Regions from separate parts of the Homo sapiens genome. Here region 2 is linked to region 1. Evidence: read pairs that join two places in POLR2A ChIA-PET (ENCODE). Cell type or tissue: PC-9. All regions are shown on one strand. Each heading gives the region's core, and the rest is flanking DNA. Links, peaks and the distances in the headings are about the cores only.

Region 1 (5,383 bases), core at 227-5,226:
AATATTTGTGATGACAATCCATTTTGTCATGTCAGTAGTTCCTTTCTTTCTATTGCTGAGCAGTATTCCATTTAGATGGATATGCCACAAATTAGTGATCCATTCACCTGTTGATTTTTTTTTTCAGTTTGGGGCTATTACAAATAAAGCAGCTATGAATATTTGTATATTGGTCTTTGTATGGAAAATATATTTTTGTTTCTCTTTGGTAAATACCTAGAAGTAGAATTACTGTTAAACAGATGCATATTCAACTTTTTAAGACACTTTCAAGTAGTTTTCCAAAGTGGTTGTATTATTTTACATTCCACCAGCAATATATGTGAGTTCCAGGCACTCCACATCTTTGCTTACATTTAATGTGGTCCATCTCTTATGTTATTCATTCTAGAGGATGTGTAGTGCTTTCTTACTGAGGTTTAATTTTGCCTCTGATGACTAATGATATTAAGTGCTTTTGCATGTGCTTAATGGTATTTGTATATCTTCCTTTGAAAAATGCCTGTTTAAGTTTTTGAATCATTTATTGGGTTTTTATCTTTTCATTATTGAGTTATATAAATTCTTTCTATATTGTATATGTCTTTGTCAGATGTATGTTTTGTGAATATTTTCTGTCAGTGTATGGAGGAAATTTTTATTAATTCGAGATGGAGTCTTGCTCTCTCACCCAGGCTGGGGTGCAGTGGCATGATCTTGGCTCACTGCAACCTCCACCTCCTGGGTTTAAGCAGTTCTCCTGCCTCAGCCTCCCGAGTAGCTGGGATTAAAGGCACATGCCACCATGCCCGGCTAATTTTTGTATTTTCAGTATAGACAGGGTTTCACCATGTTGGCCAGATTGGTCTCAAACTCCTGACCTCGTGATCTGCCTGCTTCAGCCTCCCAAAGTGCTGGGATTACAGGCATGAGCCACTGCGCCTGGCCCAATTTTTCAGTTTTCTAAATAATTATTGATTTCTGTGTCATCAAAAAATCTCACCTCTTAAGATCTTGAGGATATTCTCTTATGTTTTATTTTAAAACTTTATAGTTTTAGGTTTTACATTTAGGTCAAGGTTCCAGTTTGAATTAATTTTTGAATGGGGTGAAGGAGGGGTCAAGGTACACTTTTTGAGGTCAGTTTGGATGTGTGGGTTTAAGGTGTCTTTGAGAACCTAGGATAGAACAATTAGGATTATAAACATAAATTCAGGAATGATTATCATTTAAGCACATAAGCTGTAGTTGACTTCTTATACATGGGACACAAGGATCAGGCAAAGGTAAAGGTAAAGGATTAAATGAAGACTTAAGCGTTGCTGCCACTTACAGGACCAGTGAAGGAGAATAGAAAGCATCCAGGAAGATGGGAGTGGTTTGAGAGACAAGATTGAGAAAATTTCACACAGGAGGGTAATGTCCAAAATATCAAATGCTGAATGCAGGTGAAGGAAGAAAAGATCAATATTAACAGGACTGTGTTTGTTTGTTTGTTTGTTTGTTTGCAAGTAACAAATCTGACTCAAACCAGCTTTGATTAAGAGACAAATATATGGACCAGGTAGTCCACTAAGAGCAAAGATAGAAGCTGGTTTTCTATACAACTGCACCAGAAAAGAGAAGACTTCTGGACTCTGTGTTTCTTAAGTTTCCTTCCTGCATGTTGGCTTCATTTTCTCCTGTTATAAATCAGCAGTTCAGTGAAAGACAGGGTAATTAATATCTCTTGGCTTAAAATCTTACAGCTTCTCCATTATAGAGTAACTGAGGCTTTCTCTATTTCACTTTTTTTTTTCTCATCTCAGTTAAAAAAAATAATCTCTGGAAGGGTTCTTTTTTTTTTTTTTTTGAGACAGAGTCTTGCTCTGTTCCTCAGGCTGGAGTGCAGTGGTGCGATCTAAGCTCACTGCAAGCTCCGCCTCCCGGGTTCACGCCATTCTCCTGCCTCAGCCTCCTGAGTAGCTGGGACTACAGGTGCCCGCCACCATGCCTGGCTAATTTTTTCAATTTTTTAGTAGAGACGGGGTTTCACTGTGTTACCCAGGATGGTCTTGATCTCCTGACCTCGTGATCCACCCGCCTCGGCCTCCCAAAGTGCTGGGATTACAGGCATGAGACACCACGCCTGGCCTGGAAGGGTTCTGAGTAAGCCTAGCTCTAGACAAATCCCACTGCCTGGATAAGTGTTATGAGAGATGTGATGCCAAAGATGGCATCTCCAATTGGAAATATAGTATAATGTAGCAGTTAAGAGTATAGACTCTCGAGCTGCCTGGCTGGGTTCAGATTTCCAGTCACTCACTTACTAGCTATGTGAAAAAGTGATATAGTTTGAATACTTGTCCCCACCCAAATCTCATGTTGAATTATAATCCCCAAGACTGGAGGTGGGGCCCAGTGGGAGGTGTTTGGGTCATAGGGGTGGATTCCTCATGACTTAGTGCTGTCCTCATGATATTGGGTGAATTCTTGTGAGATTTGGTCATTTAAAAGTGTGGGTACCTTCCCCCACCACTCTCTCTCTCTTGCTCCTACTTTCATCATATAATGTGTCTGCTCCCCCATCACATTCTACTGTGATTATAAGCTTCCTGAGGCCTCCCAAGAAGCCAAGCCAATGTCAGCATCATGCTTTCTGTAAAGCCTGCAGAACTATGCACCAACTAGACCTCTTTTCTTTATAAATTACCCAATCTCAGGAATTTTTTATAGCAATGCAAAAACAACATAATACCAAAAAATTGGTACTGTGGGGTGGGACATTGCTATAAAGATACCTGAAAATTTGGAAGTGACTTTGGAACTGGGTAACTGGCAGAGGTTGGAAGAGCTTGGAGGGCTCAGAATGTGGGAAAGAGAGTTTCTGGGGTGCCAGATGAGTTGGTCTCCCCTGTGTGAGAGGGGAGCCATGGGTGGCCTCTGAGGAGAAAGCTCTCCTTATTGCCTTCATGTCTTTCTGCCCCGAGATCATAACTGCTCAGCAGCATTCCACAGGTTGCTCAGGGAGATAACACTCCCTTGAAGCAGTGGAGTATAATCAAACATCTTGGCTCCATCTGAAACCTACTCCTATCCATTTCAGTCTTGATAAGTTAAAGATATTAAGTAGTTTAGGCACATGCCTTTGCTCAAGGAAATTCACAGAAACCACTACTGCTATACATCTTGTTGAATGACTCATAAGTTCTCCTTCACTGATTAATCCTTTTCCTCATCCCTTCCTACCCCTCCCATCTGCCCTAAGAACAAAGAGCTTGTAAACCAATAAATTAGGCAAAGCCAAAGAGCTCTGGGCCGTGAGCAAGCCTCTGACACTCCAGTCCCCTGGACCAGCCTTTTAAACACTTATTCTGTCTCTTTCTAACTCCTTTGTCTCTGCCGGACTTGGGGAACCTGCCGGGTGGTGTGGGGCTGGTTTCCCCAACACAGAAGAAGACAGCAAGATGGGGAAAGTTTGGTACTTCTTAGAGACCAGTTAAATGGTTGTGACTGAAATGTTAATAGTGATATGGACAGTGAAGGCCAGCCTGATGAGGTCTCAGATGGAAATAAGGAACTTATTGAGAACTGGAGCAAAGGTCACATGTATCATACCTTAGCAACAAACTAGGCTACATTGTGTCCATGGCCTAAGGCTCTGTGGAAGTTTGAACTTCAGAGTGAATGATTTAGGGTATCTGGTGGAAGAAATTTTGAAGCAGCAAAGGATTCAAGGTATGGCCTGGCTGCTTCTAACAGCCTAATTCAGATGTGGGAATAAAGAAATGACTTGAATTTTGAATTTATATTTAAAAAGGAAGCAGAATGTAAAAGATTGGAAAATTTACACCGTTGCCACATAGCAAAGGAAAAAAAAGCTTTTTCTGGGAGAGGAATTCAAGCAGGCTGTGAAGCAACCACTTGCTAGAGATATTTACATAACTAAAAGGGAGTAAAATGCTAATATCCAAGACAATGATGGGAAAAGGCCTCAAAGATATCTTTGGGATCTTCATGGCAGCCCCTCCTATCACAGGCCTAGTGGCCTAGGAGGACTAAATGGTTTCATGGGTCAGATCATGCTGCTCTGCACAACCTCAGGACACTGCTTTTTGCATCCAGGCTGCTCCAGCTCCAGCTGTGTCTCAAATGAGCCAAGGTATAGCTCAAGCTTCCATTTTGGAGAGTGCAAGCCATAAGTCTTGGCAGCTTCCATGTTGTGTTAAGCCTGCAGGCACACAAAATGCAAGAGTAAAAGAGGCTTGGCAGCCTCTTCCTACATTTCAGAGGGGTATGAGAAAGCCTAGGTGCCCAGACAAGAGCCTACTGAAGGAGTGGAGTCCTCAAAAAGAATCTCTACTAGGATGGGACAGAGGGGAAATGTGGGATTGGAGGCCCTACACAGATTTCCCACTGTGTGTGGGGTACTGCCTAGTGGAGTGGTGAGAAAAGGACCACTATCCTTCAGATCTGAGAATGGTAGATCCACCAGGAGCTTGCACTTTGCTCCTGGAAAAGCCTCAGGCGCTCAACATCCTGTGAGAGCAGCCTTGGAAATTTTACCCTGCAAAACCATAAAAACAGAGCTACCCAAGGCCTTGGGTGCCCACCCCTAGCATCAGTGTGCCCCGGATGTGGAACATGGAGTTAAAGGAGATTACTTTGGAGCTTTAAGATTTAATGACTGCTCTGCTGGGTTTTGAACTTGCATAGGGCCTGTAGCCCCTTTCCTTTGGGCAATTTCTCCCTTTTACTCAATTCCTATATCTCCATTGTATCCTTGAAGTAAAAAACTTGTTCTGAAGGGCCTTGCCTTGTCTCAGATGAGACTTTGGACTTTTGAGTTAATGTTGGAATGAATCAAGACTTTAGGAGACTGTTGGGAAGGCAAGACTGTATTTTACAATGTGAGAAGGACATGAAATTTGGGAAGGGCCAGGGGTAGAATAATATAGTTTGGATATTTGTCCCTTCCCAAATCTCATCTTGAATTGTGATCCACAATGCTGAAGGTGGGCTGGGTTGTGGGTATTTTTGGTCACGGGGATGGATCCCTCATGTTCTGGTGCTGTCTTCATGAAAGTAAGGTCTTGCAAGATTTTAAAAGTATGCAGCACCTCCCCACAACTCTCTCTCTCTTGCTCTTGCTTTCACCATCTGACATGCCTGCTTCCCCTTTGCTTTCTGATATGATTGCAAGCTTCCTGAGGCCTTCCCAGAAACTGAGCAGATGTCAGCACCATGCTTCTGTAAAGCCTGCAGAACTATAATCCAATTAAACCTCTTTTCTTTATAAATTTCCCAGCCTTAAGTATTTCTTTACAACAATGCAAAAATTTCCCAATACAGGAGGGGAGACTATAATTGTCCTTTGTGTAAACCGAAGGGCATCTGGAGGATTGGCACTGAGCATATGACAGTG
Region 2 (5,383 bases), core at 281-5,280, 110 kb after region 1:
ACACTCTGAAACACAGGCAATTTGCATTGCTGTGCAATTTTTTTAGTCTAAAGTTGGGTGGAATTTATCTGGTCCTAATTTCTTCTATTGACATCAGTTAGTGTTACCTATAGTGACCAAAGTTCATGAATACATAAAAATGACAAGGGAGCTGTTGAAACTACCTAAAGAAATTACAAAGCATATTTGTAATTAGAAGTTGTGGACCACTCTGTAACTAAGTAATGAGAACAAAGAAACAGATATAACTATTTATCTGCAAGGGTACCAGAGAAATACACTACAGTATATGCTAAATAGAGAACCTTCCACACACAATTTCCACATGCAGATACTAGGGGCTCTTTGAGGAGCCCAAGTAAAGAGGGAACCTCTTTGTCAAGCATATTTTCTTTAAAGAGGGTGAAAATTTCTGGCAATAACTAAACTATTGACCTTCCTGAGATTAATTAGGCCTTTTGAGGTAACTGGAAGATATAGGATCTAAACTTTGTCATGTGCTATCCATCAGGAAGACATAGCTTTTTCTTTAGACTACCAGCTCTACGTGAACACATATGAAATTAATTCTGCTTCCAATTTTATTCTCTCTATTCCCTTAAGTCTTATTCTTTAAGTAGTTACCAAGCTGACATGGTTATGTTTGGAACAATAGGCATCTTTACAATTACAGATTTATAATAGAGAGAGAAATAACATGTTAGCACACAAAACTCAACTCCTGGAAAAAGAACTAAGGCAAGCTTATTTCTCATTTTCCATGTAATGTCTATGACAGAGTCTTAGTGTAAAGAAAACCTAGAAAGTTTTTTGAGGAACAAAATTATTTTGCTTTTCCCAATGTTAAAAATTTCAAGATCAAAGCTATTGCATTCCTTTATTCTTGCTTTTCTAATTATCAAATATTTGCAAAATGCCAAATTTGGGTTTTTGTTTATCACAGGAGATTATTGCACAGTGCAAGGCTAATTCAGTGATCATGGTGCTTCTGCAGCAGCAGTGTTAGTTTTACAGTGATGAAGAAACTGCCCTCAACATTAATCCCTTCTTTCTTGCTTCAGTTAGTGTTTTGATTCGGTCTTTAATGAGTCTAGGTCTGACATTGGCAGAGTCAGCACATATTGCTTACTCCACCCAACAGAGCAGATTAGGACTATAAATCTCGTGGAATAAACTGCTTGCAAGCATCCTTTGTTTAGATATTTGTTCTGTTGTAACTACAGATGAGCATGCATTCTGGTTCCTTTATGCTCTGGGGAAATCGCATGTGTCTTTGAGAGGCATTGTCACTCTGAATTAACATTCACTTCCTAGTAAGGCTTTTTTCCCCCCAGATTTTAATAAATTCCTCAACTCATTATTAGAGAAATTAATTAATATGGTGAAGTCAGATGGAAAGTGTCACCCTTAGCCTCCACACTTTCTATCTAATAAAAATCAAGTAAACAGGAAGCTAGAAATCCAGAGTGGTTTCCTAATATGACTGGTTTCTTCGATAAAGTTGATGTTATGTTAATATGGGATCTAACTGTTCTGCTACTAACAGATTAGGCACTTAAGTACAGATTATTATAAATTTCTTTTTTTGCAGTGCATTATTTTATACACATGAAGTGTAATGTTTTTATTGGTCTATTTTATATTATGTTAATCTAGTTCCTTAAAAAATACTTTTTCTTATACTTTCATTTTGTAATTTCATTCTCAATTTCAAATACTCTATCTTTGTGTGTGTGTGTGTGTGTGTGTGTGTGTCAGTGTTTGGCTTTGACTTCCAGAATTAGTGAAGACATATTTTTTCCAATTTAGGAATACTATCAGAGTCAACACTTTATCTAACATTAAAAGTGAAGTTCAAGCTGAACACAGTGGCTCATGCCTATAATTCCAGCACTTTGGGAGGTTGAGGCAGGAGGATTCCTCAAACTCTGAGCCCAGGAGTTCAAGACGAGCCTGGGTAACATGGCAAGACCCCATCTCTACAAAAAATAAAAATAATTAGCTGGGCATGGTGGCACGCAAATATGGTCTCAGCTACTTAGGAGGCTGAGGTGGCCGGATAGTTTGAGCCCAGGTGGTTGAGGCTGCAGTGAGTCATGATCCTGCACTGGATTCCAATCTGGGTGACAGAGCAAGATCCTGTCTCAAAAAAAAAAAAAAAAAGCGAAGTTCAAATATATGTAGTTCTTAAAAACTTAGCTCAATCAAATGGTAAGTAAGCAGCAACAGTATCCTAAATGTACTAAACAGGATATATGTTTGACAATACAATAAACGCTCCATAAATGTTTTTGACATTATTATTATGTATAACATGGGTTACTTAGTCCTTGACCCCAAATTTTACTCAGCTTCAATTTTATTTCAAACTTGGAAACTTCACCATCATCCATAAAGTTAGGCTGAATCTTCTGTCTCCAGATATAAGTGAATAGGCACAGACCTAGGCATAAGCCAAATAAAAACACTACATGTACAGGGTTGAGAATCATTACAATCTCAGTTTTACAGTCTAGAAAAGTACGTGTTGAGGCAGATACGCAGAGACACACTCCTGGTGGAGCTCAGATCTTTACTGCTTAGACCAGGGTTTTTCACAACGTATTCCCTACTCCGGTGGTTCCAATGTTTCATGGAACATTAAAGAATGTGTATTTGGGAAACCAGACTAAAACTGAGAAGTTTTTCTTTTCCAAGTAAGTTCATTAGAAAATGTTGTCCACCATCTGCTGTCACCTTGTTTCACTGAAGCAAGTCAATTTAATGCTGAAAACATAGGACATAATCTCAAAATAAATGACAGTTCTTGAATTGAATAAATTTAGTGCTATGAAAAACAAATTGCACTGCTCTTACTCTTCCCATTCTCCTGGGGATGGTACTGCTTTTCTGTCCTAAGCTCTGAGATTCAATGTAGTTTTAAAAAGAATATAGTATTTGAAATCATACTGTCCTCAGGTTGAATCTTTGTTCTTCCATGACCCAGTGCAAATCAACTTAACTATTCTGAACTTCTGCTTCTTTGCTTCTATAAAAAAAAAAAAAAAAAGAAATACCGTAATAAAATCTAGCTGTCAGTTAAGTTGTGCTGAGTAAAATAGAATATTTAAAATACCTGGAACTTTGGCATGAACAAATAAAGCCTAGAAAACTAAACAACATTGCTTGTCTTTGCAAAGAGAATAAAAAAGAATGTGAAAACTACAAATAACCGAAATTCCATTAATGGAAGAACACGTGTGTAAATTTTGATATACTCAAACTATGGAAAATCATGTAGCTATTCAAAAAATAAACTGGATTTATATATATTGACCCACAAAGATCTCGATGATTTAGTTTTCAGTGGAAAAAGCAAGTTGCAAAGTAATATGTATAATATAATCTTATTTTGAAAAGGTATTAAAACAAAACCATGTGCATACGTTTATGTTTGGAGTATTTGCATAAGCAAGAGAAAAATTTGAGAAAAATATATTCACCCACTACCAACTTCAGCCATTCACGCAAGTTCCACCTTCTCACAATGATGTTTTCTGATGGCATCAGTCAAAACTGTTCATGTGCACACATCCCTGTCCTATCACCTTCTATCCGCTTCCCAGTTCGATTTTTCTCCAGAGCTCTTATCATTTCTGATATAATATTTATACTTACTCGGTTTGTAATGATCTGTCTTTCCTCACTAAAAAGTAAGCTCCAGAAAAGCAGATGTTTTGTCTGTTTTGTTCCCTGCTACGGGCCTGGCAAACAGTGAAGAGTCAGTATGTAACACAATTGTATTGAGTCAATACATAACACAATTGTTGAGGCTGTTGGTCTTAGAAGAGGGCAGTGGTGGTGGAGAGGGGATAGGCATTTAGTTGACTTTATTTTATACACCCGGCTGTGTTTACATTATGTGAGATGTACAAATTGCTTTTGAAATCTAGGAGAACAATATAGCAATGTATTAAAAAGCAAAACACATAGTATACTTCCTGGCATTATGTGACACTCAATAAATGATCTTTCTTTCTTCTCTCTCAAGCTCCTCCTAATTTCCTCAACTCTGTAACTTATGTTTTCCCCTCTGTGGTCAGAAAAGAATTTTCTGTCTTTTACAATTTACTGTAAATTTAAAATGACCTTTTACCATTCTCAAGGTTGTTGGCATTTAATTGTATAACAAATTTGTTTTGTTTTCCTCTGGCAAAGAAAGTAGAAAGCAAGGACAAAACGGGTCTCCGGGGGTAGGCTGGGGAGTAAATCTGGTTTACACGGTCACAAAGTGATAAGGGATAAAAATAGTGAGGCAATAAGGAGGAGGAGAAGGAAGAGGAGGAGTCTGTTGTGGGCTAGAGAAAGCAGATAACAGGGGCTAGGCCTTATATCAGTAGAGAGAGTCTGGACATTCAAGATAGGTTATTACTAGGAGGAAGGAGGCTGATGTGGAGAAATGGGAAGAATGATGAGTGTCTGATGCCTATCCTTAAGACCTCCTGGTTATCACAGAATTATGGTCTTTCAGATCTAAAAAGGCCCATAATATCACCTACTCTACTGCCTTCAATTTACAGATAAGGGAATTGAGGCCTCATGAGTTGAGCCTCCTAGTTCTTGCTCAGACATTTCAAAAATGGTTATACTTGTGGAGGGTACGGTTCATTATCTCCTCTTCCAAGGGAATAGGTATATGATTTTTCAGAGCTTGGGGTAATGCTCAGTTCTAAGCTCCTGGGATGCTAAGGAAGTAGCCACTCTTATGGGAGAGTTACTATTTGAATTGAGAGGTGTATTAGATCCCACAGGATCCCACAGGATTCCACAGGATGTCATATCAGAAGGCAAGGCTTATGGATCTGAACCTCTAGTCAAGGGGTCAGTAGGAAATCAGCTCAGGGTGGCATGAAAAGAACTTCCACAAGTCTCCACTTCCTTATCCACTTCCTAAGATTATCTTGCCACTGAATCCCATTAACAACTGGGATATCTTACCAACATAAACTTTTGGAGCTTTTTTTGCTCTATTTAGAGATTGTTTGTGTTTCTTTGTAGGTTATATGAATGTTGGGCTGAAGAGAACAGGTAGCTTAAAAATTATGTTCTCTAAACCTTCACCACCAAGCTGAAAAGGAAATGAATGTCAAGATCAGCTGCATAGGATAATAAATTTGATTAGCAGAAAACGCTCATGGTTGAGAACACTGGGACAGGAAGCAGCAATATACTGTGACTGGTGAGGCAAAGCTGAATGTCAGCGCTTAATTGCAAGGCAGGAGGCCATTATCCATTGGCAGCAATTCCCCCGGTGACTTTGTTTGTTTTATAACAAATTATTAAAGCGGTGGGAGAGCAGCATGCTAGGTAGCAACAGGCTGCCTCTGACAGGAGCTGTCTCCTG

Evidence for each region. ChIA-PET counts read pairs that join two places held together with the same protein. Peaks named below come from ENCODE experiments on the same cell type or tissue, not always from the same donor. Only the 100,000 strongest peaks of a DNase experiment are listed, where the experiment ranks them.
Region 2: POLR2A ChIA-PET joins it to region 1 with 10 read pairs; 2 of 35 experiments call an interaction of 5 or more read pairs at or near these places.

What each region holds. Positions count from the first base shown.
Region 1 is chr14:38,008,213-38,013,595 of GRCh38, forward strand. All of the region lies in intron 3 of LOC105370456 (a long non-coding RNA gene), which reads right to left. Among named protein-coding and RNA genes, the nearest start is that of LINC00517, 110 kb to the left of the region's middle. In PC-9, for the core only: no CTCF peak of the experiment used is centred there; a DNase peak (open chromatin) is centred at 3,129.
Region 2 is chr14:38,120,348-38,125,730 of GRCh38, forward strand. No RefSeq gene overlaps it. Among named protein-coding and RNA genes, the nearest start is that of SSTR1, 85 kb to the right of the region's middle. In PC-9, for the core only: no CTCF peak of the experiment used is centred there; no DNase peak of the experiment used is centred there.